Regions from separate parts of the Homo sapiens genome. Here regions 2, 3, 4, 5 and 6 are each linked to region 1. Evidence: chromatin contacts called from ENCODE Hi-C data. All regions are on one chromosome and are shown on one strand. Each heading gives the region's core, a stretch centred on a gene start or an enhancer-like site at or near the end of the contact. The rest is flanking DNA. Distances are from core to core; before and after follow the strand shown. Region 1 holds the start of ARPC5 (actin related protein 2/3 complex subunit 5). Region 2 holds the start of SWT1 (SWT1 RNA endoribonuclease homolog). Region 3 holds the start of RNASEL (ribonuclease L). Region 4 holds the start of CBSLR (CBS mRNA stabilizing lncRNA). Region 5 holds the start of RNF2 (ring finger protein 2). Region 6 has its middle 32 kb from the start of ZNF648.

Evidence for each region. A loop is a pair of places that touch in the nucleus more often than their neighbours do. Pooled maps may share reads with other maps.
Region 2: a map of CD8-positive, alpha-beta T cell shows a loop between it and region 1 (8-fold over the local background). The contact joins the promoter of SWT1 here to the promoter of ARPC5 in region 1. A Hi-C loop is called at or near these places in 7 of 168 maps with a recorded cell type or tissue (CD4-positive, alpha-beta T cell, CD4-positive, alpha-beta memory T cell, CD8-positive, alpha-beta T cell and 2 more), 6 of 37 single-sample maps with no recorded cell type and 23 of 50 pooled maps.
Region 3: a loop to region 1 is called in a map of CD8-positive, alpha-beta T cell, with 6 times the contacts of the local background. The contact joins the promoter of RNASEL here to the promoter of ARPC5 in region 1. A Hi-C loop is called at or near these places in 2 of 168 maps with a recorded cell type or tissue (CD8-positive, alpha-beta T cell and psoas muscle) and 5 of 50 pooled maps.
Region 4: a map of naive thymus-derived CD4-positive, alpha-beta T cell shows a loop between it and region 1 (8-fold over the local background). The contact joins the promoter of CBSLR here to the promoter of ARPC5 in region 1. A Hi-C loop is called at or near these places in 2 of 168 maps with a recorded cell type or tissue (CD8-positive, alpha-beta T cell and naive thymus-derived CD4-positive, alpha-beta T cell), 2 of 37 single-sample maps with no recorded cell type and 18 of 50 pooled maps.
Region 5: a map of CD8-positive, alpha-beta T cell shows a loop between it and region 1 (6-fold over the local background). The contact joins the promoter of RNF2 here to the promoter of ARPC5 in region 1. A Hi-C loop is called at or near these places in 4 of 168 maps with a recorded cell type or tissue (CD4-positive, alpha-beta T cell, CD8-positive, alpha-beta T cell and naive thymus-derived CD4-positive, alpha-beta T cell) and 9 of 50 pooled maps.
Region 6: a loop to region 1 is called in a map of tibial artery, with 27 times the contacts of the local background. The contact joins the enhancer-like site here to the promoter of ARPC5 in region 1. A Hi-C loop is called at or near these places in 5 of 168 maps with a recorded cell type or tissue (B cell, CD4-positive, alpha-beta T cell, CD8-positive, alpha-beta T cell and 2 more) and 9 of 50 pooled maps.

The regions. Positions count from the first base shown.
Region 1 is chr1:183,634,498-183,638,672 of GRCh38, reverse strand. It overlaps ARPC5 (actin related protein 2/3 complex subunit 5), which reads left to right and starts at 2,890. Exons shown (of 4, transcript NM_005717.4): 1 at 2,890-3,156. The coding sequence starts at 3,014. It also overlaps a transcript of RGL1 not described here. RefSeq lists silencers at 2,607-2,766, 3,247-3,296, 3,377-3,436, 3,388-3,606 and enhancers at 2,917-3,196, 3,194-3,694.
Region 2 is chr1:185,155,776-185,159,847 of GRCh38, reverse strand. It overlaps SWT1 (SWT1 RNA endoribonuclease homolog), which reads right to left and starts at 2,681. Exons shown (of 19, transcript NM_017673.7): 1 at 2,534-2,681. It overlaps TRMT1L (tRNA methyltransferase 1L), which reads left to right and starts at 2,895. Exons shown (of 15, transcript NM_030934.5): 1 at 2,895-3,370. The coding sequence starts at 3,136. RefSeq lists silencers at 2,289-2,408, 3,149-3,398 and enhancers at 2,949-3,058, 2,902-3,807.
Region 3 is chr1:182,587,883-182,592,070 of GRCh38, reverse strand. It overlaps RNASEL (ribonuclease L), which reads left to right and starts at 2,815. Exons shown (of 7, transcript NM_021133.4): 1 at 2,815-2,904. RefSeq lists an enhancer at 2,940-3,099.
Region 4 is chr1:185,315,317-185,319,294 of GRCh38, reverse strand. CBSLR (CBS mRNA stabilizing lncRNA) reads right to left here and starts at 1,843. Exons shown (of 4, transcript XR_007066771.1): 1 at 1,018-1,843. It overlaps IVNS1ABP (influenza virus NS1A binding protein), which reads left to right and starts at 2,052. Exons shown (of 15, transcript NM_006469.5): 1 at 2,052-2,342. RefSeq lists enhancers at 1,034-1,113, 1,364-1,463, 2,113-2,726 and silencers at 1,794-2,103, 2,564-2,623.
Region 5 is chr1:185,043,440-185,047,451 of GRCh38, reverse strand. RNF2 (ring finger protein 2) reads right to left here and starts at 1,894. Exons shown (of 7, transcript NM_007212.4): 1 at 1,803-1,894. RefSeq lists a silencer at 2,005-2,264.
Region 6 is chr1:182,027,034-182,031,479 of GRCh38, reverse strand. No RefSeq gene overlaps it. Among named protein-coding and RNA genes, the nearest start is that of ZNF648, 32 kb to the left of the region's middle. RefSeq lists a silencer at 1,363-1,752. Within about 2 kb of position 1,744, at least 30 of the 41 ENCODE cell types and tissues checked have a DNase peak (open chromatin) inside an H3K27ac peak, as active enhancers do; they include B cell, CD8-positive, alpha-beta T cell and tibial artery, where a contact is called at or near this core.

The DNA of each region.
Region 1 (4,175 bases), core at 1,641-4,140:
GAAAATAATATTACCTAAGATGAATTAAGTATCATGATTAACATTAAAAATTTAGAATTTGCAAGGAAGTGAAATAATGAGTTTTCTAATTAAAAGATAATTAAAGACAGATTTCTCCACATACACACAAAAATTTCTCTTAAAGCTTTATAAAGATTTAACTACCTAATAAGGTAGAGAAGTAATTTATGTGCCCACTAAAAAATACTCAATTTCTGAATGTTCGTCCAAAATTAACTTGTCAGATCATTAAATCATTGACTAGAAACACGTTGAGTACCTATTATGTACTAGGCACTTAGATCATTGTGAGACAATAAAAAATACTGCATTAGAAAAGGACATTTTTCACATCTTAAATGCAATAAGCATTATTTGGCTGGCAGTTAATTACATTTAACACATTAAACATATAGAGCAAAATTCTGAGCAATCAAAATAATTATACCCTTGAGCAATCGATTATTTAAATTTCTTTCACTATTCCCTTAAGCTGATTTCTACTCTGGGATTCTTTCATAGTTCTCAAATAAGAAAATAAAAAATTTCCTAAATAAGGCAATACAAAAGAATAGAAATGTAAGAGAAGAGATATATTAGCTCTTGAATCCCTGTTTCCATTTGCTGTCAATAGTGCCTCTAATGTTCGATTTTCTCTTCAAAGAAAAATCTTGATTTAAAAGAAGAAAAAGTACAATCACCTTTAACAGCTAAAGTATACTGATTAGCATCTACTAAAGTTAGCAAAGACTGAAACTGAAAAAAAATTGTAAAATCTTTATTCTAAGTTATATAACGCCATTCACCATAGTAATGATTTTATACTTTGGTATATGGCTTTTTAAAATAAATATTGCCAACAGGTAAAAATTTTTCCTTTGCTGTCTTAAGGCATTCCTAAGAGAATTTTTACCAGTGTGTGTTCATAACTTGAATGTTAATTTAAACAATGTTACTTCTATCACCTAAATGATATACTTATAGAAGAGTGGTTTAATTGGGAACAGAAAAACACCACATTGCTTCTTCCCAAGAAAAAGGGATGTATTCCATTCTCGAGGTCTCTCTCCCACTCTCTATTTATATATAATATACTGCATAGATAAATATACACACATTATATATGTATTTTTTTGAACTTAAAGAAGACTGGACATATGTATTTACATGTATATATCCAACAAATATTTAATTTTGAGATCTCTCTCCCTCTTCTGATTTATTATTCTCAGTATGATTCTCAAACTGTACGGTCTTTCACATTTCATTCATTCATCAAGCATGTATCGAGTCCCTTCTGCATGCTTAGCTTTTTGTCATATGGAAGGAAGATACAAAAGAAAAACTGTTTCTGCCCTTCAGAATCTTTCCATCTCTTCTAGGAAGGAGATAAAACACCATATATCATTAAGAAATTTATAAGACTAGTCCCAAAACCAATGGTACAAGCAACATGCATTTTACATTTATGTAGAATTTTAGAGCTTGGAAACACTTTCGTGATATATAATCCTAAGAACAATCTTGTAAAGTGCACATTATTAGCTCCATTTCAGTGATGAGGAATCTGAGACAGAATTTTAAGTGACATGTCTCGTTCAAACATTATGAGTGGAAGAGTCAACACTTAAGCCTGAGTTTTCTGATTCTAAGCCTAGTGCTCTTTTCAACACAGCACTGGAAACCAAAGATTGTGGTACACAACAGGGCAACAGCCAGTCTTCTGCTCGAGGTCCAACTAAACTGGACCCATACCGAGCAGTGTCCAGCCAAATGTCCAAATTAATTTTATCCTGCAAATATTTGTTCTTCAGTGTAATACACACAGCACAACTACCATTTCCTTCGTCTTAGTGCCTTTATCTCCTACATTCCAGAAATGGGGATGTCAAATATTTTTTTAAATCTGGCCTAGATGGAATCATATAAATCTCAAATCATAATATAAATCTTAAAGGTCTGGTTTCCACCAATCCTTCCACATTTTGTTTTCCCCCAGCACTAGAGAGCCTAACCTACCCTCACCCCTTTCGAGCATTCTTGCTCCAAACGACCACCTATTTTAAGATGTCAATGACCCTTTCCCAAATTCTACAAATTCACCCCAGTTTTGCCACCCGACCCCAGCGCCTGCCCGGACACGTTCCCCTCCCTCCCAATAGATTTGATACCGAGTTCAGGTTCTGCAGATCCCGTTGCGATGCTGTCACACAGCACTGACAGATAAGATTTGACCTTTCGACTCCGTCCTTGGGGACTTCCCGCTGGCCAAGAAGGGTAGTTCCAATCCCAGGAAACGGGCTTCCTGCTCAGGAACGCAGCCTCTAGCAGCGCACAGTCTGAGGCAATGTCTCCGGCAATTAGAACGATGCTGGGCGCCCGGGTGTGCATCACTCTGCCTCATACTCCTACCAACTGCAGGGCACTCGGTCCGGCAGCCAGTCCATCCCACCCACAGCCAAGTCCCAGCCAGCCGGACCTTACGCAGGACCCCGATGATAGGTCGTTGACGGCTGCAGCAAAAGCCAAGGCCACCTGCCGCTGCTGCCCATCCCCGCCAATCTGAGACCCCCTAGACTGGACCGCAGAAAAGCGTTTCTATGGGAACCCCCCCACCGAGAATCACGTGACGCAATCGGACGACCAATCGCTTCTTACCTCTGCCCGCGGTCCAGCTTTTGGCCCTCCCTCTCGCCCCCGCCTCCTTCGCCCAGCCCCGCCCCTTGCCTGCGGAGAGCCCGCGCCTGCGCGCTGTGTCCTGCGCGCTCCTTCCCTCGCGCGCGCTCTCCGTGGAAGAGCAGGGGCAGCGTGGGAGGCGCCAAGGGAGCGCGAACCTGAGGAGGAAGAAACGGGGCTAGCGCGCAGGCCCAGAACGGTCCGAGCCGCGGCAGTCGGCGACGCCTCAGAGCGGAAGAGGGAAGTGAATCAGGCGCCGGGTAGTGGGTTGCTGGGCTGGGCTTGCTGAGGTAGAGGCAGCGCCAAGAAGAGGCCTTTGCCGCTGGTCGGGATTGGGATGTCGAAGAACACAGTGTCGTCGGCCCGCTTCCGGAAGGTGGACGTGGATGAATATGACGAGAACAAGTTCGTGGACGAAGAAGATGGGGGCGACGGCCAGGCCGGGCCCGACGAGGGCGAGGTGGACTCCTGCCTGCGGCAATATCCTTGCATTCACCGCCCTCCCCACCCCAGCCCAGCCCAGCCCGCCCTTCTCCTGGGACCCGGGAGCCTGCAGGATCCGCGGGGCACCGGCGCGGAGCTGCCCTCTCAACCTGCGGCTTAACCTGTCTCTTTGGGATCGCCCGCTCTGAGAGGGCAAGGGGGAAGCCCCCGTTTCCTACCCAGTCGGCAGGAGACGCGAGGGTCCCACTCTTGGAAGCCTGCCCTCCCCCGCGCGCCTTCCACGCCCCCAGATTCCTCAGGTTGCACCCGAGTGCCTGCCTGCCTCGGGAACTGGTCCCGCCGGCCGCGCCCTCGCGGCGCTGGGGAAGGCGGCCCCGGCTGGTGGGGAAGGCTGGTGCCGAGCGCCTTAGTTTTTCTTCCTAGAACTCTGATTTCCTGGGGTCACATTAGCTCCAGAAATTTCTGATTGTGGGGAACCTGCATCTTTCCTTAGTGGTTTTGTTTTTTGTTGTGTTTTTGTTATTGGTAGCGTTAAGGTAGTTTATTCCTTACCGGGGGGCGGGGGGAGATGGGACTGTTCGAAAATTGAGGGTCCCTGTGCTTTCAGCCCATTGGCCTTTTTAAAAAAAAAAAAAAAAGAAGAAGAAGAAGGGGATTTGGCAAAATATACATTGTACAGAATTTGTTAACTGGGGGAGGGGAATGAATACAAAAAATACAAAACTCCTAGAAGGAAGCTTGGAGCCTTTTACCTGCTAAGAAAAGGACAATAGAAAAAACAACGGGGAATGCGTGTGGAGAATCCTTGGAAATATTTAAAATAAACCCCAATGAATAAGATAGAAGATGAGTCATTCGTATAAAGCAGAATCATTTTTGTAATCCTAAAATTGTTTCCATTTTAGTTAAAATATGGCAGTCAGTTCCCGGTTTCTGTTTTTGCATATTTGAATATTCATAACTTTGGCTTCGCATTTGCATTACATCTTTTTTAGAAAAATGTAAATGTTGCAAAAAAACCGAAGCTGTAGTTTTAGAAAATCTCAGACACTGAA
Region 2 (4,072 bases), core at 1,432-3,931, 1.5 Mb before region 1:
GAGGCTGAGGGAGGTGAATCGCTTGAACCTGGGAGGCAGAGGTTGTAGTGAGTAAGATTGTGCCACTGCACTCCAGCCTGGGTGACAAGTGCGAAACTCCATCTCAAAAATTTAAAAAAATATAAAAAAATATTAAAATACATATATATATGTACATATACATCTTGCATAGGTTGGTACACAGTAATGTCTACATACATACTTGCTTGTATGGTTGTCTTTCTACTAGACACTGAGCTCCTTGAGTGTGCCGTATTAAAAACTTAGGTGCTCATAAATGCCTACTGAGTGAATAAATGAGTGAATTCTTCTTCCTTGGAATATTAACTCTTTCATTCTGAACCACTTCCAATTCACTCACTGTAGTTCCTCTGTCCACCTCCCATCCCCGTCTCACTTTTCCAGCCCTGCTGTGGACCAAGTCAATACTGTTAGTGGATGACAGTATTGTGGACTATCCCAGAAAAACACTTATGTTTATGTTTATTCGGACAAATGTTGTATATTCATACTAGTGTGAAATTCCTATTGATTTTATGCAAATCAAAACATAAATGAGGGGAGACTTCATGTGCTGGCCAGTCTTCAAGATGGCTCCTGATGATTCCTGATGCTTGGTAATCATGCACTTAATGTAATCTGCTACCACAATGAATAAGGCTGACCTGTGTAATCAATAAGATATTACTGCTACATAGTGGTATGTGGCTAAATCATATAAGATATCATGACGTCTGCCTTGTTCTGTCTTGGACTGCTCACTCTAGGGAAAGTCAGAGTGTCATGAGGACACTCAAACAGCCCATGGAAAGGCTCGCAAGGGAAGAACTACTGGCATCTTGCCAACAACCAGAACCAACTAACAGCCAGGCATGTGAGTGTGTTACCTTTGAAGCTGATGATCCTGCACCCCTAATCAAGTGACATGACAGCAGCCCTGGCACATATCTTCACTGCAACCTCAGGAGACCCAAAGCCAGATCAACCCAGAAAGTCATTTCTGAGTTCCTGACCCACAGAAACTGTGGAGTAATAAATGTTTACTGTTGTTTTAAGCTACTATGTTTTGGTATAACTTATGCAGTAGCAATAGATGAATAACATTATTTAATTCTTCAAACATTGACGATTCCTTCTTCAGGATGTCTTACAAGCACAGACCATGCTTAGAAATTCTTACAAAAATTCCCACAGAATCCAGACACTAAAATCTGACCCTTTTAATCTGGTTTCCAGCTGGTGTTAAATGACATTAACATACTGAATCTAGCTTTCAGTTAACCATCTAGTCATTTAGAAATAAAAAATCATCATGAACGACAGTAAAAAAAAAAAAAAGAAATGAGAACAAGAATTATTGGATGATGCACAGATATAGTTAGCATTTCTGTAAGTTATAGTCAGTGTTATCCCATTTTTAATTGACTGTTGAGCCATGAGTCAACTACACATTCAGGAATACTAGATAAAAGCTGTACGGGACGATCAGTAAAAGGGATTTAGGACTATAACTCACAGAAGCTCCACAGGGATAATCTGTTCCCATTAAACTGGGGAGAGGTTAAACACACACACACACCCCTCCAGATATATACTTCTTAACTATAGGGGGAGGAGTTAATTTCCAGTTAGTGCTTCAAAGTGCCAAATAATCATGCTATCTCTTCCCCGGGGTTCTGAAACAAGTAGGAAACAAATAGACCAAGAAGATTGGCGTTTATCAACTTAATTAACTAAGAAAAGCTAACTGGAAGCGCGCGTCTTGTTCTTGAGACTAAATTGGGCTTCCCTCTCCTGCCCTGATGCCTAGAAGGTTCGGACCAAGCCCAAGCAGGGCAGCCAGAAAGTTCACGTTTTTCTCCTTTCTGTCCCAGTGGATTTATCGCGGGGGGACAGAAGAAAGAAACAAGAAAGGCTCGAATGTCAAGTAGGCACTAAGAGTGAAGGGGAGAGAAGTACGGGGGACAGGGGACTCGCTAGCATATGTTTTGGGGATCTGAAACGCATCAAAATTAAATGCCCCGAAGCTCTACCCACTCAGAGCTCTGGTTATTAAAAGCCTGAAAACAAAGCAAAATAGAGCAAAACAACTAATTTCTATCCACTGGCCACACCGCAGAACTGCTGATACTGGCAACATGAAGACTAAAGCAAAAATAAAAACAAAGGAAAAGAGTGTTCGGGTCACGGTGTAGGTGAGGGTGCGAAATGAAGAACAGACCCTAATTCCAAGTCAGCTGGATGGACAGGCAAGCTCGTCAGCTGCTAGTAAACCGCCGCGGGCCCGCGGGCTCCGCACGAACCGACCAGACCCCAACACCGGGCAAGGGGCAGCCCCGGAGGCAAGCCGGGCCAGAACCACACCCTCCACGGAGCTGGCTCGTCCCCGGACCCGCCCACAGAGTCGCCCCGCCCAGGTCCGTGTGACTCCTGAGTCCCCAGTCCGGCCGGCCGCCCGCCCGCCAGTATACTTGGGGCGGGGGACGAGGGGGAACCTGCCCAGCAAAACGTCAACGCACCCCGCAGTTCCTACCTTACCAGCGCCGGCGGCAGTGGCAACTCCGGAGCCCCAAGCCAAAGGAGAGGGACCCCCGCCTCCCAACACACACACACACCCCGCCCCACCAACTGTATGCCTGCTGGGAAACGTAGTTCTGCGCCCGCATCCGCACTACCTACTCACCGCCCCACAGCGCTCGCTTAGATTTGCATTTACTTCCTCCGAGGCTTGAACTCCGGCCCCGCCCCCAGACTGCGCAGTGTATCCTGGGTGCTGTAGTCTTTGTTCGGTTTGGTGGTTGGCCGGTGGGCCGGAGACGCACCGTAGAAACCGAACCCTCTTACCCAATTGGACGCCGTCCCCAGTACGCTTCTGCGCAGTTTGTGGTGGCGTCGTAACGCCTCGGGGAAAGGGAAGCGGACGGGCATCTGGAATCGCTGCCTCTGGCTTTCTGTTTTCTACTAACAGGATTTGGTCACTGGTTCTTCATCTTTTGTCTGTTGCACGCATCCCGCCCTCCCCACTTGCTTCCCCACTCCTTGGATCCAGCCCTGTGGGCATTCACGTCAGTTCTCTGACCCCGCCGTGAGCCCCGCTCCGGGTCCCCGGGCGGGCTTGGCACGGAGGCGGTAACTATGGAGAATATGGCGGAGGAGGAGCTGCTGCCCCTGGAGAAGGAGGAGGTGGAGGTGGCCCAGGTCCAGGTCCCGACCCCGGCCCGGGACTCGGCTGGGGTCCCAGCTCCGGCCCCGGATTCGGCTCTGGACTCGGCTCCGACTCCGGCCTCGGCTCCAGCCCCAGCCCCTGCCCTGGCCCAGGCTCCGGCCCTGTCCCCGTCCCTAGCCTCTGCCCCTGAGGAGGCTAAAAGCAGTAAGTGCAGAAGGCCCAGATCTTTCTGCTGCAGAAGAGAGAAAGTGCGCCTTGCTGGGAAGTAGGGGAGGCCCTTCACCGGGATGGTTTTTATGGGGCAAGGCAGGTTTAGGAAAATGGTGGGGAGGAAAGAGGGGCCCGTGTAGCGGCTAAAGCAGGGTTACAGAATGGGAGACGGCATCTTCATAAGCCTCGAGGATGTCACGGTGAGGGATATGCGGAGAGCAGGAATGCTGCAGATAGAAGGAAATAATGAGGTTAAGGGCTTTTTCTTAAAAGGGAGTCTTTTTAAGGTACAAAAATAGGAAGTTACACATAATTTGGTAGTTTCCCGCAGTCCAGTCTGCCATGGTTAACTAAGTTCTTTCAAATGTGACATAGTAACCGAGGCAACCTGTTTACGGTAGTAGATCCTAGCTGCCAACATTTCTAAACCATTACTGTCAACTAGCTTTTCTGCTTCGACAGCCACAAGGAGATGAGTTTTTCTCATTTCAGTTTTCTTTTCCCCCGCTAGCAGCTTGCCTCCGAAAAGATTTTGAGGCTGAGTAGTAGTTTAGGAAAGAGTCGACTAAATTTACGGATGTTTTCCCCCATACATAAATACCAATTGAGTTTTGTACTCCATTCCATCAGAAATAGACTGTTGAGAATTAATGGCCCATATTATTGTGCTTCTGAATGTGCCTGCATGTTTTCTAA
Region 3 (4,188 bases), core at 1,566-4,065, 1.0 Mb after region 1:
AAGTCTTTGCTCAAACGTCACCTTCTGAACAAGACCCTTCCCGACTACTTTGTTTAATATCCCCATCCCCATCCTGGCACTTTTAACCCTCCTTATTCTATCTTAATATTTTCTGTAGATTTGTTGCCTACAATACACTACATGATTTACTTATTTTGTTCATTATCTTGCTTCAGTAAGAATGGGGGCAGGGGCTGGGCATGGTGGGTCACACCTGTAATCCCAGAACTTTGGGAGGCCGAGGTGGGTGGATAACTCGAGGTCAGGAGTTCGAGACCAGCCTGGCCAACATGGTGAAACCCTGTTTCTACTAAAAATACAAAAATTAGCCAGGCATGGTGGCTCATGCTTGTAATTCCAGCTACTTGGGAGGCTGGGGCACGAGAATCACTTGAACCTGGGAGGTGGAGGTTGTGGTGAGCCGAGATCACACCACTGCACTCCAGCCTGGGTGACAGAGCAAGACTCCATCTCAAAAAACTCACACCTGTAATCCCAGCACTTTGGGAGGCTGAGGTGGATGGATAATGAGGTCGGGAGTTTGAGACCAGCCTGACCAACGTGGTGAAACCCCATCTCTACTAAAAATACAAAAATTAGCTGGATGTGGTGGTGTGTGCCTGTAATCCCAGCTCCTCAGGAGGCTAAGGCAAGAGAATCGCTTGAACCCAGGAGACAGAGGTTTCAGTGAGCCAAGATCGCGCCACTGCACTCCAGCCTGGGTGACAGAGTGAGACTCCGTCTTGAAAAGAAAAAAAAAAAGAAAAGAATGGGGACAAGCTGTTTCTCTGTGATGTTCAGTGATATAGATCAAATCCTTAGAGCAAGTTACTTAACCACTTTATGCTTCAGTTTTCTTATCTGCAAAACGGAGACAAAAATAGTATATACATCATAAGGATAAGATTAAATAATTTAATACATATATAAAGTGTTCAGAACAGTTCCTGGACCATATTAAAGAGCTATGTAAATGTTTGTCATTATTAACAGAATCATCCACATTTTCATCACTCTTACTAATATCATTAGTTCTGGTAGCAAGGCAGCATAGGTCAAGATATAGAGGTAGAAGCATATGACATAATGTGACAAGGAACTGGAGGCTAGCACTGATGATGCCCATGAGGAGTAGGGACAGGCAGGGACTGTATTATAACCTGAAATCATGATATGTTGGGTTTTTCAACTGTTTATGATCTATTTCTGCCTATTAAGATGCAAGCTCCTAGAAGAACTCTGTGAGGAACTGGTGTGGTAAATCATTCTATGCCAGATATGCAGAATAGTCACTGGTAACATAGTCAGTGCTCAATAAGTTTTTTTTTTTTTTTTGAGACGGAGTCTTGCTCTGTCATCCAGGCTGGAGTGTAGTGGTACTATGTTGGCTCACTTCAACCTCCACCTCCCGGGTTCGAGCAATTCTCCTGCCTCAGCCTCCCGAGTAGCTGGGATTACAGGTGCACAACACCACACCTGGCTACTTTTTGTATTTTTAGTAGAGACGCGGTTTCACCATGTTGGCCAGGCTGGTCTTGAACTCCTGAACTCAGGTGATCTGCCTGCCTTGGCCTCCCAAAGTGCTGGGATTACAGGTGTGAGCCACCACGCCTGTCCAACAAGTATTAATTAAATGAATAATGGGTTAAGGATTTTTGAACTTTGTCCTGAAAATGATGGTGGGTCAATGATGCAGGGTGGAACAATGGATGAAGGGCTAGGAAGCAAGTCATCAATTTCTTGCTATAAATGATGACAAGGACTCGAATGGTCATCCCTTTGTAGATGAAAGCAAGAGACTTGGTGTTGGGATGAGGATGAGGGGTGGCCTCCGGGTGATGGTGCCATCTGTGGAGATGGAATAAGTGGGAGGAGGGGCAGATTTAGGAAAAGATGAGTATTTCCATTTGACACATATTCAAGATTTGTAGGTCTAAAGCTCAGCAGAGAGGCTGGGGTTAGAGAGCGAGGCCTGGGAATCCCTGGTGTATAAGGGGTGGTAGAGGCCCCGGGTCTGGATGGTGTGACACAGGTGGTCGTCAAGTGACCATGCACTACTTGTTGTTCACAAGTCCCAGGGCTTTGTCTCCCCAGCAAGACTGGGTATTCTTTGGGGATGGAAATACTTTCCACTACAGCACTAAGTACACAGTACACAGCTCATTGCTAGGAAGATAGTCAAGAACAGAACTTGTAGAGCAGAAAGGAACCTTCAAAACCAAGTTATAGGAGAGAACTGAGGCCCTACATGGTTAAATCACATGCCTGAGGTCACTCAGCTAAGCAGCCACAGAGCTGGCTGTAGGATCAGGTCTCCAGACTGCCAGTCCGGTACCCTTCTGAGAAGGCCGCACTGCCTCAGAGCTGTGAGTTGAGTGAGCTGAGAAAGGTGACAGGGCTTGGGCTTTGGGCTTACTTAGCTTCTATGAGCCTGCGTTTCATAATCAACAAGATTGTCAGGGGTTAACTGGGACCATGCTGCATGTAAAGCATTGTGTCTGGAACACAATAGGTGCTCAATATGTGTTTACTTTCCATTCCTTTCTTCCAAGAAGACCAGAATTTGCAATGACAAAGAAAGGATGCAAGAGTGATGGATGCAGTTGGCTGCTGCCACCTGAAAGGCTGCAAGACTGAGAGGTGAGTGACATGACCCCGGGCATCACATTCCTCATCAGCAGACAGAAAGTGGCTATTGCTTTCCTCCAGAAGGTGTGCAAGTAGAAGCTTTGCTCCTGGTGCCAGAGTGAGCCTGTGGCTGCTTTCCCTCCCACACTCCTCACTCCTTTCTTGGCTCCGCCCTGCTGACTCAGTGACGCAGCAGGAGGAAACTGCTCGGGCTGCAAGCAGTCTTCCAGGCTTTGCGGCTGCCAAAGGAATAATTGAGACGTCTGAGTTGAGCAGGTAAGGCAGGCAGAAGGAGGAAAGCTAGAAAACCTCGATAAGTCGATCCTGAAGAATTCTTGGGCTTTGGAGACTGGAGAGGCCAGGGGCTGGAGGACTTGGGAAGTGGGAGGGGAGCTCCCAGCCCTTGGCTGCCCGGAAGGATCTTCCTCCAGTGCCCTTCCAGAGTTCTGTCAGAGTCCACACGTCATTTATCCATGTCCTCAGTTTCTCAGGCATCTCTTTGCGACTTACTCAGGTCGCACAGAGAAAGTGAAATTGAAAGCAGGATTGTCTGTTGGAGTACTTCCGCAGGCTCGTCTCTTCTCTACTCTGATGCGTCACTCAGGGCTTCCTTGATATTTCCTCTCCTTCCCGGCTCCTTTGTTTATACCAGCCCACCTCACATCTGATTGTAATGGGGACGGTCTACACAAACACTTTGGTTCAAAGATTTCATTGCCTGGTGATCGTGTATGTGTTGCACAATTAATTAAACTTCTAAGAGGCTAATCAATTAACCTCTGAGGCTTTGAAACTGTCAGAGTGGTGAGATTGCTGAAAAAGGGTTGCTTCGTGAATTCTATAGCAGATGCAGTTATTTAAATATTCAGGTAACAGTTTCGGGCTGTCTGATGATTGAACTGGATCTGTAATTCTCAGATCTGATTGACAGTTGGACGAAATTGATAGCTGCCAGTTGCCTATTCGTGTAGTAGCTATATGCACATGTGTAGGGAGAATAGAATTCACTAAGCAATTTATTTTTTCATAACGGGATATAATTAGCTCTAACATTCATTGAGTGGCTAATATTTGCAACACTCCATACTTTAATGTACTTTACACACATGACTGTATTTATTTTTGTCTCCATTTCAGGAAATAGAAAATTGAGATTCAACAATCCAAGGTTACAGGAAGTAATAGTAAAAAATTACACAGCCACAAGCTCAAACTTAGATCTCCCTAAGGTCAGAGTACAAGCTCTTTTCACTACTGCAGATACTCCTTGACTTATGATGGGGTTACATACAGATAAACCCATCCTAAATTGAAAATATTGTAGGTCAAAAGCACATTTAATACACCTAATCTACTGAACGTCATAGCTTATCCTAGCTTACCTTAAATGTGCTCAGAACACTTACATTAGGCTACAGTTGGGCAAAATCATCTAGCTCAAAGCTTATTTTATAATAAAGTGTTAAATGTCTCATGTATTTATCGAATGCTATGCTGAAATAAAAAACAGAATGGTTGTATGTGTACTTGAAGTGTGGTTTCTACTGAATGTTTATTGCT
Region 4 (3,978 bases), core at 594-3,093, 1.7 Mb before region 1:
TGCTTGTGTTCATATAACTATCATTTTATGTAATAATACCCCCCAAATGCAAGAGTAGTGATGTAACATTTTTGGGCCATGGTTGACAAAATCTTGGAAAGTGAAACCAAGGATAAGGGGGACTGCTATATTAAGAGCAAAATCTTACAACATAATGTGTTACTTTAAGAGGTAGAAATTAACCATCAGGTTCCCTGAAAGGCATAAATGGAATGCATAAGTTATGCTATTATTCATAGAGAAGGTAATAAGTAAATTTGAAATTCCATACAAAGCAAAAATACAATGAGTGTGGGCACACTGTAGCTTTAAGAAAAGTGTTGACTGTTTCAGGTCACAAAGACACTATTTAGAGTATAGCAAGTGTGACCATGTGTCCAACAGGCCAGCAGTCATGTGTCTACGCAGAGTGGGCAATTCATACTCTCCCACTGGAAGGATGAAACCCATTGTATTAAAGAGCTTAAAAGTACGTACCCTGATAGTTTCATTTGTAAGAAAAGTAAACATTGCTGTCAGTTATTATCAGCAAGACAAAACAAGAGCACAGTGTCAAATGTCAGTCTTTTTCTCCTTAAGAAAGATATAAAAAATCACTCGAATAGACATCTTAGTTCTTGTTTCCTCCTACAATTAATTGTCCGGGGGCGGGGGGACGGGGTGCGGGCGGGGCGAGGGAGACATACAAGAAATCTGTGAGAAAAAAAGGGGCGGGGGAATAAGTCTCCTTGCCTCAAGATTTTAGAAAAAAAGTTGTAAACCTATTGCAGATGAAGGCTCCCACAATTTATTTTTCCTGCTTCTATAAGCATAAATAGTTAATGATAAAAATGGTAAGAGGCATTGACAAAGAGCTCCTAGAATGTCTACAAATTAAGGTGAGTGATCAAACACAAGGTTAGGCCTAGACAGCTTAAGTGTCCTCCACAAATCAGGATAAGCGTTAACAGGACATTAACCTGGAAGCCTTTACCAAACTCTAATTTGGATATAATTTTACCTCACTAAATCCCTCACCTTCAATCAAAACTCCTTTCCCACGTGCCCTTCAGAGTCCACGAAGTTGCTGCCAGATCCCAGCTTAAATCACGTTTCGCTTTCACAGATCTCCCTCCCGGGCAAGGTGGTGGGGTGGATAATGAAGTTTGGCACCTGGTATAAAGGGCCCCAGTAGGTTAGGATAGGAACTACCACTTCTCAGGTGTGTTTTCTTTTTCCGGAAGAGGGCAAGACCAGTAGAGAACTGACTCAGCGTCTCCGACACGAGGAGAGCTGCACGCAGACAAAACAGACCCGGGGGGTGAAAAGTGGAAGTAAACTGGTGTTTGTGGCACCACTGATTTACACCTTCTCTGACTTCTCCAATATTTTTTTCCCCAAGTGACTCAATCTTCTCACCCAAACCAGGCCAAATGAGGGGTTAGTTGTTCGACTTCTTCTCAGAGTGCCTCTCTTCTTCCTCACACTCTCCACGCCTCCTCTCCGCACCCGCCACTTCCCCCCCGACCCTTAAGTTAAGGGCTCATGCCCAACTAGATCCTAATGTCCACGACGAGCAGCTCCAGTCTAGGGGGGGTTGCCTAGAAGTAGGTCTGACGCCGAGCAATCTAATCTCCCACGTCTGATCTCTCAGGCTATTGTGCCTCGAGGGGAAGTCAGAACAGGTGAGGGCGGCTTGAGGGAACCAGTTCCGGGACAGGCAACGCACAGGGCGGCGAAAGTGAGGGTGCGGGGCAAGGAACGGAGGGAGGGACAAAGGCGCGATAAGAGGAACGAGGGCGCCCCCCGAGCGCCGCCTATCTCCTCAGGATCACCTTGCGCTGACCTAGTTACACCGAGAAGGAAGGAACCCCAGTAGACCAGGGAGGAAGGCGGGGCGGGATGTGGGCGGGGCCGCGGGTGGGGCGGGGCTTAGAGTGGGATCTTTATGGAGCTCGCCTGTGATTTGCAGATGGATTCGAGACGGAAGCGGGCTGGGAGGCGTCGGCGGCGGCAGCGCACGTGGTGACGTGCGAGGGGGTGCGGCGCGAGCGGTCGGCGGCGGCGGAGGCAGTGTCTCCCGGTCGCGCGTGGAGGTCGGTCGCTCAGAGCTGCTGGGCGCAGTTTCTCCGCCTGCTGCTTCGGCGCGGCTGTATCGGCGAGCGAGCGAGTTCCCGCGAGTTCTCGGTGGCGCTCCCCCTTCCTTTCAGTCTCCACGGACTGGCCCCTCGTCCTTCTACTTGACCGCTCCCGTCTTCCGCCGCCTTCTGGCGCTTTCCGTTGGGCCGATTCCCGCCCGCTTCCTCCTGCTTCCCATCGAAGCTCTAGAAATGAATGTTTCCATCTCTTCAGAGATGAACCAGGTAATACGCGCTGGTTCTACGAACGACAGATGAGGGAGACGGCGCGGCTAGAATCCGAGAAGAAGGGATGGCGCCGGCGGATGGGAAGAGGGTGGGAGGCGCGGAAGCGGTGTCCTCATCAGGGGAGGCAGCCCCAAGCGGCCGCCGCCGCCCTCTGGGACGTGAAGCCCGCGCCGCGCTGGGCCCGCGCTCCAGCGCTGCCATGGTTGCCAAGTTGCGTTGGCGGCCGAGAGCGGGCGCCGGTCGCCTCGGAGAGCGCGGAGGCTGGAGCCCCTTTGCTACACTGGCGCGGGTGAGGCAGGCTGGGAGGAACAAGAGTTTTTTGTTCGAAGGGTTTTGGGGGGCCTGGGTTAGGGCGCCGCGGGCGGGGATGACCCGCCGGAAGGAGGGCGCGGGACTCCCCGTTCTTGCTGTCAGGAACGGACGCCTCGCCTCGGGTTTGCCTGGGGTTTGGGATTCTCTTCTGGAAGAGCTCTCGAGACTCGGCTCGTGTGGGCGGGCAGCCAGCCCCGGGCCTGGAGTAGGGTGGCACGGAGTCCCCGATCGCCGTGGGCCGCGGGGTCCTTTGTTCCCGCTCCACGTTGCCCGCTTTTCTTGCCAAGCGCGGGGAGAAGGGGGCGGGAGGAGGGAGGGAGCGGCTGCCCTGACGTGTCGGTACTGAGTGACTGCGGGGCTGGCCAATCCGGGGCGGGGGTGTGCGGGTGCTGGGGGCCTCGCCTCGCAGCCTGCGGAGTGGGCGCCGGCCTGGCTGCGCGAGGAGGAAGGCCTGGGACGCTCTTTCTTTTTTATGAAAGAAATCAGTGGCAAGATTTGCTCTTTTTCCGTCCCTCCACGCTTTTGGTTAAGTGTCTCTGATTATAAGCTCTTGATGATAGGAAGGTATCAGGCTGAGGGTTGAACCTAGGGTAACTTGAACCACTACTTGAGAACTACATTTACTTTTTCCCCCAATAGGTAGTGGACATATCTATTGGTTTGAGACAGCTGACATTTCAAGGAGAAATCAGATGTCCAAAAGGGCGCATTTTTGTGATGGAGCGTGCAGTGATGGAGCGTTAGAACACCTTGGCATCAAGCTGTTCGTTGAGTGTGTCGTGGTCTTCTGTCTACTAATAGATGACAACTCTGGAAGCCTAGTACCACTCTTAACAGATGAATAAGTACAGCATGGACTAGACTGCCACAGGCCATGCTTTCTTTTAATAATTCTAGCACCAGTGATTGATTTAGGAAAAACAAAATACTGATGATTACTTTTAGGCTAAAGCCTGCTGACACTTCTGTCTTAAAGATACTGAAAGAGTAGTTGTATTTGTTAAGTCTGGACGTGAGGTAAACATGGACTTTAGAATTGAATTGAGACTAGTATCATTTAACGCCAGCTGGCAGGCTGCTTATCAAGCTTATAATTTGGTAGCCAGAGGTAAACGGAACTTGAGCCACTGACCAAAGAGAGCCCTGGAATGGTTTTCCTCTGTGTTTTCCTAATAGATGATATCTCTGGTTAACTAATAGATACTAATTTCTATAGCCATTGTCTTAATTTGTAGTTGATTTTCTAACTTTCCCCCCAAGACAAAACATTTCAGGTTTTAGTCTTAGTTTTAAATTAGTGTCTTTTTGGCTACTTGCTTTT
Region 5 (4,012 bases), core at 645-3,144, 1.4 Mb before region 1:
AAAATTCCAAACATGTTTGCTGACCTGGTCTATATTTCTATCCATTCAAACCTGGGAGCTTCACACAGGCAGAGAAAAACTCCAAATTCCCAGTATTTTGAAAGTCTGCATGGTCTACATTATGTTAGTGATTGTAACTGGAAATTTTTCTATGCAACACACTTTAGGACAACTAGCTTATTTTTCAAATACTCAAACGGATTGGCCTGACTCGGGCAATTTTTCTTCGTAAATCTGCCTCTACTATAATTAACCTCAAATGTGGATGCCACAAGGATACCTGAGGAAAATAACTACAATCCTTACAAAAAGTGAGGGACCATATTTGCTGTGCTACCCCTAGAAAAAGGAGTCACCTATAACTACCTATTATTTTGCTAAAAAGTAGTTTAAGAGTACAATCAAGATTTTTAAAGATACTTGTTGATTGTGAAAAGTAGAAATTTCAGGGGAAAAAGGGAATAACCAAGAGTCATATTGCTGCTATTTAAATACTTTATAAATCCAAGGATCAAATTTCACTATAAGAAGCAAACTCTCACACCCACCTCAGTTATTAGAATATTCAACAACTGCACTTAATACAAAACAGATAGATTAGCTACCAATTAGACTAAGTATTCCAGCTGATCATCTTGGAATTACCAAAAGTAGATTATGTAATGCAAATCGCTCGTACATTCGTTTTAAACATATCCTCGGTTTAGAACACTGAAACCATGCCTTAATTTTTTTAATTGAAAAACAGCGTATTACTAAAATACTGAGTGCATATGTATATCCTTTTCACGGCACTTCAAAGAAACCTGACATCTTCAAATCATTTTACAATGTAAAGTTACATTCTCTAAAACTTCCGACAGCCTCGAAAAAGATACCCAAAGGGGCTTCAAATAGATGAGTCTATAATTGATCTTAGCGGGCAAATAACTGGAATGAACCTCAAAGTTTGAGATCAATTTTTACTAACACCATCTCTGAAAGCAAGAAGGAGACTTCTGTAGAAGGTAAACGATTCTGACCAGCAGGACGTGGGCTCCCGGCAAAAGTGGGTACTAGCATCTCAGCGTAAACGACACGGTTCAAAACGCGAATCTTCCCGCAGAAACTAACCAAGACACCCCCTCCCCCCACGACTCCTCCTGGGTAAGCTCACGGTTTTAGAAAGCAGCAACAGATACTCCAGAGCAGGAGGCGGCACTCCAGGAATGTGTGAAGCTGAAGGGGTCTCCCCGAGGAACCCCGAGGTCGAGGAGCTCCTCTACACTGGAACCCCGACTCCGACCCCCCAGAAGGAAGGAGCGATATCTGCACAAAGTGCCCCCTACCCCACCCCCACGATGCAGACACACATCCCTAGCTGCGAGGCGAAAGCCCAGAGAAAAAACTCGCATTCCACTCCGTCCGCCTCCGGAGTAGGGCTGCAGAGAGGCTGGGGCCCCCGCCCCCGGAGGCGAGGGGACCGCGCCGCAGCGCCGGCCTCCGCGCAGAGGAAAGGGCAGCGAAAGGCTCGCGGCGAAGGAAGGAATCCCGGCGCTTCGCTGACTGGGTCCTCCGCAAACCAGCTCCCTTCCCTCCCACGACCCTCGAAGACACGGGAACAATGAGAACCCGCTTCACCCGCCGTCTCCGCCGCGAGAGCGGCCGGGGGCGGCGGCGGCGCCATGTCCCTTCACACCCCCGCGGACACACACCCCCCCCACACTCCGGGGCCCCCGTCAGTCGCCTGCAACGCTGCCGAGTAGACGCGTGTCCCGGCCCGCTGCTTCCGCGTCCTTCGCCTCCCCGCCCGCCCCACTCACCGGCTCCTGCCCCAGCCCAGGGCTCCGCTGGCCGCGGCCGGAGCAAGACTCTGGTATCAGCTGCCGCGGACGCCGGCGCCGCCGCACAATATGGCGAGCCTCAGCTTCCGCAATGGAGCTCGGGAAATACAACAGGGGCCGCTCAATATTCATGAGAGACTGAGGGGAAGCCGGCTCGGCCGGCGCTGCGGGGAGGGCGGGAAGGAGCGAGCGAGCGAGGGGCGGAGGCGCGGGACGAGGACGTGCACGGCGCGGGGAGGCCCGCGGCGCGAGGGAGGGTGCGCCGCCGCGTGTTGGCCTGGAGAACCCGCGCCACCGCCCCGCCCTGGGCTGGCCGGCCACGCCCCCCCGGCGCCCACCGCGGTCCGACGTAGCCCCCGGGCAACGCCCGGATGACGGCGCAGCCACCTCGTGCTCAACCTTCTGCTTGGGTTCTTCTGCCCTGGCTTCGGCCCACCCTTTACACCTTCCTGGCCGGCTTCTGGGGTTTGGGCTCAGACTTCTTTCTCATGAGTTCGTCCTCTTAAACCTGTCCCACCCGGCGGAAATCCTCATCAGGCTTTGGTTTGCAGAACTTCACATGAACTTCGGCACCCTTCCGCTCTCGTACAACAAACATACACTTTTCATCCTTGCAGGATAAAACTGCAAGTGTAATTGCTCCTGGGAAAATGACCTTCCACTCTAAACTTAGCTTAACATTCTGATTGTGGTCATCAGCTCTTACTATTTACCTTGCTGCTGCTTTATTCCTACCTCCTTGGCCCCTTCCAGTGTTACCTTCTGAACTTGAGGATTTACGAAGTAATAGATTAATAGATGTAATCATTACCTAAAACACAGCCAGTTAGTCTCCAGTAAATTATCCGACATTTAATGCATATAAATTATGAGCTGAAGAAGTAACGAAGAATTGAAAGTTCCCTGATCTCTATATGTACTATTGTTGAGATGTCATGTTCTCTTGAGAAGATAACCAGCAATACCAGACCGTAAATCTGAAGGCATAGAGGCATAAACCAATGGACTGCAGTGGGAATTGGGCAAACTAGGTTCATAGCCTCCAATGTGTGTCTATGTGACTTACGTAGATTGCGTAGCTCCTCTGCACTTCATTTTCTTCGTCTGCGAGATGAGAGAATTGTATTGAATCCTAGGTCCTTTCCAGTTCTTTAACGCTCTGAAACTCTCTATAAGCAATTCCAAATAAATGACATGAATTTACATAGGAATTTGGAAAAGAAAAATATCAATTCCAGCTGGTGTGTTTGGGGATGATTTCCTGAGGAGCCGGGATTTAAGATGGCCTTTGACGCCTTGGATGGGTGGAAAGAAAAAGGACAGGTGTTAAATACAGCACATTATATATGCTACCTAACAATCCATCAAAGAAAACAAGCATTATTCTTTTTCAGTGGCTTGAAAGCTTTTGCCTACTATCTATAACTTTAAATAACAAGTGACAGTTATCTGACTCTACAAGCCCTTCAAGGTTAAACTCTTCCTCCAATGTGGGGGGAGAAAAAAAGGCTGGGTGTGGTAGCTCACGCCTGTAATCTCAGCACTTTGGGAGCCCAAGGCCACCGGATCACTTGAGATCAGGAGTTCGAGATCAGCCTGGCCAATATGGTGAAACTGTCTTTACTAAAAATACAAAAAAAAGTTAGCCAGGTGTCGTGGCACGCGCCTGCAGTCCCAGCTACTCGGGAGGCTGAGGCAGGAGAATCGCTTGAACCTGGGAAGCAGAGGTTGCAGTGAGCCGAGATCGCGCCATGACACTCCAGCCTGGGTGTCTCGGCGAGACTGCGTCTCAAAACAAAACAAAACAACAACAACAACAAAATCAAAATAATCAGGGAAGCTCTGCTTCTCCCTTCTTGTGAAAGTCCACTTTCTAGAAACAGTGCAGTTGCAGAAGCATCTCCCTTCTTCCTTCATGACGAGTGCATGTGTAGTTCAATTAAAGGAAGACAGGTGTTCATAATTTAGAACTTTTGCTCTAATTAAAATGCCTTTGAAAATCATGATGTGTGGTTAGATTAAGCAATTCAATTGATGTTGAGAAAAGTGATGATTTGTAGAAAGCGCAGGAACTTTATGGATGAAAGTTAAATATAGTGCTTAAAAAAGACTCACAGGAGAATTAGTGGAAAAACGGAAAACTTATGGGATATCTGGATTAAATGTGATTAAAAAGCTAGACCTCAGGC
Region 6 (4,446 bases), core at 495-2,994, 1.6 Mb after region 1:
ATGTCCATCCTTGTAGCTATTCCCTCGCCCACCTGTCTGTCCATCATCAATCCGTCCATGCTACATTTACAGAATATTGAGATAAAGGCATTGCCCTAACAACTTGATACAGGAATAAGTAAAGAGAGAATTATATCACGGTATAAAAAATGCCACCAAGGAGAAGCATCCCAGAACTCGATGGTAGTACAGTGGAAAGACCTGTACTTGGAGGAAAGATAATGGAACTTTCTAGGAGAGTTGATACATTGGCTGAATTTCGAAGGTAAAATAAGCATTAGGAAGGTAAAGGAGTATTATGTACAAAGACAAAGAGATATATGAAAGCAATATGAGTCTGGAGAAACTGTAATTTGACCTGACTAGAAGGTAAGTTGAATAATGAGAGATGACTGAAGAAGCAGACAAAGTGGAGATGGCAGATAGCCTTTCCTTCAGTTATGGTTTCAAACCCTATGAAGAAAGCTGTTGAGTTTCTATCCACCTGCATATTTTTTATTATTATTTTAGTTAGGTGTGCTTTTTTCAAAGATAAACACTCTATTCCTTTTGCTTCTTCCAGTTTTCAACTGAAGATGTGGAGACCTCTCCTCACAGATGTGTTTTGAAAATTTAAAAGCATTTTAAACAGCAACCTAAGTAAATTAATTATTCAAGACAAGACACAGACCTCTTTAATTGCTTCAAAGAAAGTAAAATACCGGGTAACTTGTCAGGTATTTGTCCAAATCTTCTTTTCCCACAACTTCTGCTCCAAAGATTATGCATTTAGTAATAATACAAAAATCTATTAACAATATTTAGATTAATACTAAAATTTAGTAATAATTTAGAAATCTCTAGTTTGAACTATTCATGAGGAAATTACAAACTACTACACATCTCTAACTGGTAGCATTCACATGCCAGCTGTGGTCTATTATTTGGTGACATGCGGGGACTGCTTCTAAGTTGTTTGAGGGGCTTCTATTTTCTGAATATATCAAGGACAAGATGATGTGACCTGCAGCCCATTGGGGGTCAAGGGGAAAGGTGGTAGAGGTGAGGGATAAGAGAAGTAAAATGTAAGTGCAAAGGCTTTATTCTCTCTGCTTATGGATCTTTCCTCATATCCCCGAACGGAGTCCACCAATTCTGCTTCCCAGTAAACAGCCTATGGGGCACCTGCCTGTAAATACCTGGAGCATCATCAGGTTGGGGGGCGGGGAATTAACAAACACCCTAAAGCCTTTGAGGTAGAAGCAACGCAGGCCCTCTTATAATGTGGGCCAACCGCCCGGCCCCAGGCTCCGCGGATCCCGCCCGGAGTGGTCTCCTGGATCCTCTCTCCTCGGGCGGGCGTCCGGTTCCCGCGCGCTCCAAAGGGCTGCCCGCAGGCCGAGACCACAAGGGGGCGGCGCCTGACCCACTCAGCGGGCAGAAAGCGCTGCCTGCTCCGCTCTCCAGGCGCCGCCCCGGCTCCCGGATGTAGGGTGCTCTCCGCCCGCCCCGCCCCCCGGGGGGTGTGGTGCCCTCCGTCCGCCTCGCCCCCCTCACCCGCAGGCCACCCGGCTTCCCACCGGATGGCGGCGGCCGGGTCCTGGAGGCCCGCAAGGCGGGCGCCGCTCAGCGATCTTCGCTGATGGGCCGCGGCGGTAAAACCTGCCCCGCCCACTCGCGGTAAGCAAAGGTACGGCCCCCCAGGCCCCGCCCCCTGTCCTGACAGATAAGCCTCCTGGCCAACCAGGCTTCTCATCTTCCTCTTAAGTTTTGCTCCGTATCCCCGCCCCAGCTTTGAGCCCCACCCCCAGCGGACAAGCTCCGCCTCCAGCCCGCCTCAGAGGAAAGTGAGCTACAGGATAGGAAGCTGCGGGTCTGCGCAGCCTGAGTGCACAGAGTACCTGTAATGCCTGTGGTGCCGGCCGGGAGGGTTGGGCCCAGAAGAAGGCAGACTAGCCCCTGCCCTGCCCAACTTCAGTCCAGCCAAAGAGAAGTAAACGAGGGAGTGGGTGTTAGGTAAGGAAAGTACCCTGACCGGACGGGTTAGGTGAGAAGGTTTCTTGGAGGAACTGAGACCGGAAGATGGAAGGAATTCGCTAGGCCAGAGGCGGGAGGGTGCCCAGGGGAGGGGACAGAGTTCCAGTAAGAGAAAATAGCAGGCCTCGGTGAGAGGATCACCATAGGTTCCAGAAACTAAAACAATTTTTGACCAATATGGCTGGAGCATAGAGTAGTCCAGCAAGAAATAAAGCTGGACAGAGAATGGAAGTCAGATTCTAGAAGACTCTAGAGGTTCACACCTCTAGAGGCTTTTAAAGTGGGAACGTGGCATAATCAGATCTACATTTCATAAAGGTCACTCTGCAGAGTGCATTGGGAGAAGATCAGACTAGGGACAGGAAAATCAGAAGACTGGCATTGATGTGGACTAGGATGGGGGCAGTGAGGATGAAGAGAGAGGGGTGGATTTGAAAGATGTTTTGCACATAGAATTAACAAATTTTGGATGAGGTGGCAGGGTAGGTGAGAATTCAAGAGAATGAAGAGTAAAGATGATTTATTTCTGCATCAGCAAGGTCAATGGTGACCATACAAGTTATCGCTCGCTCCCCTCCATATTTTTAGCACTTTCAGAGCTGTTACCTTACTGCCTTGAGTGTTTCTCTTTTGCGTAGAGAATTTATTGCTGTTCCAGATTAGAGCTTCCTTGAAGAAATGGACATCTTCAGGTTTTCCTTTGCTTAGATTGTACCGCAAATTACCCATTTGATCATTTGCTGAATGATCCAATGAATCAATGGCCCCAAGGGTTTGATCCTCAAAACTAAAAAAAAAAGCTGTCAGAAAGGCCAGTCCTCAAGAGGTACATTTATAGTCATGTGCCCCATAATGACATTTTGATCATCGATGGACTACATATATGACATTAGTCCCATAAGATTATAATGGAGCTGAAAAATTCTTATCACCTAGCGACAAAGCCATTGTAACACTGTACCGCAATGTATTACTCACATGTTTGTTGTGATGCTGGTGTAAACAAACCTACCATGCTGCCAGTCATATAAAAAGGTAGCACACATGATTATGTGCAATACATAATACTTCAAAATGATAATAAACGACTGTTACTGGTTCATATATTTACTGTATTATACTTTTTATCATTATTTTAGAGTGCATTCCTTCTACTTATAAGAAAAGTTAACTGTCAGCCTCAGGCAGGCCTTTCAGGAGGTATTCCATAAGAGCATTGTCATCATAGGAGATGACAGCTCCGGGTGTGTTATTGCCCCTGAAGACCTTCCAATGGGACAAGATGTGGAGGTGGAAGACAGTGACACTGATGATCCTGACTCTCTGTAAGCCTAGGCTAATGTGTGTGTTTGTGTCTGTTTTTAACAAAAAAGTTTAAAAATTAAAAAGTTAAGATATAAAAAGCTTATAGAATAAGGATATAAAGAAAAAAAAGTTTTGTGTATCTGTACAATGTATTTATGTTTTAAACTTATTATAAAAGAGTCATTTTTTTCAAGTTTATAAAGTAAAAACATTATGGTAAGCTAAGGTTACTGATGAAAGAAAAATATTTTTTCATAAATATAGTGAAACCTAAGTGTACAGTGTTTATGAAGTCTATAGTAGCGTACAGTAATTTTTCTAACAAAAATATATACTATTCACAGAATATTAAAAAGACTAGAAGATAAGGAATCACTTTTCTGATATGAGTCAATATTTGATCCTACATCATGTTATCACAGTAAAATAGAATCAAAGATTGACTCACCCCAGCATTATCAAAAGACCATGGAGGCCAGGCGCGGTGGCTCACGCCTGTAATCCCAGCACTTTGGGAGGCTGAGGCGGGTGGATCATGAGGTAAGGAGTTCGAGACCAGTCTGGCCAACATAGTGAAACCCCATCTCTACTAAAAATACAAAACATTAGCCAGATGTGGTGGTGTGTGCCTGTAATCCCAGCTACTCAGGAGGCTGAGGCAGGAGAATCGCTTGAACCCGGGAGGCGGAGGTTGCAGTGAGCTGAGATCACGTCATTTCACTCCAGCCCAGGCGACAGTCTGAGACTCCGTCTCAAAAAAAAAAAAAAAAAAAAAAAAGACCATGGATTTGGGGGCCAAGCAGCCCTGGGTTTGAATATTGGCATATTGGCTCTATCCCAAACTAGCTGGGCAATTCTGGACAAGTGAGGAATTCCTTAAGACTCAGTGTTAGTTTCCTAGGGCTGACATAAGAAAGCACCAAAAACCGGGTGGCTTAAAACAACAGAAATGTATTACATTACAGTTCTGGAGGCTGGAAGTCCAAAATTGGTGTCAGTAGGGTCATGCTCTCCTGAAGGCTCTGTAGGAGGATCTCTTCCATCTCCTAACTTCTAGAGGCCCAGGTGTTCCTTGGCTTGCTGATACATCACTCCAATGCTCTGTCTTCACAGGGTGTTCTGGGT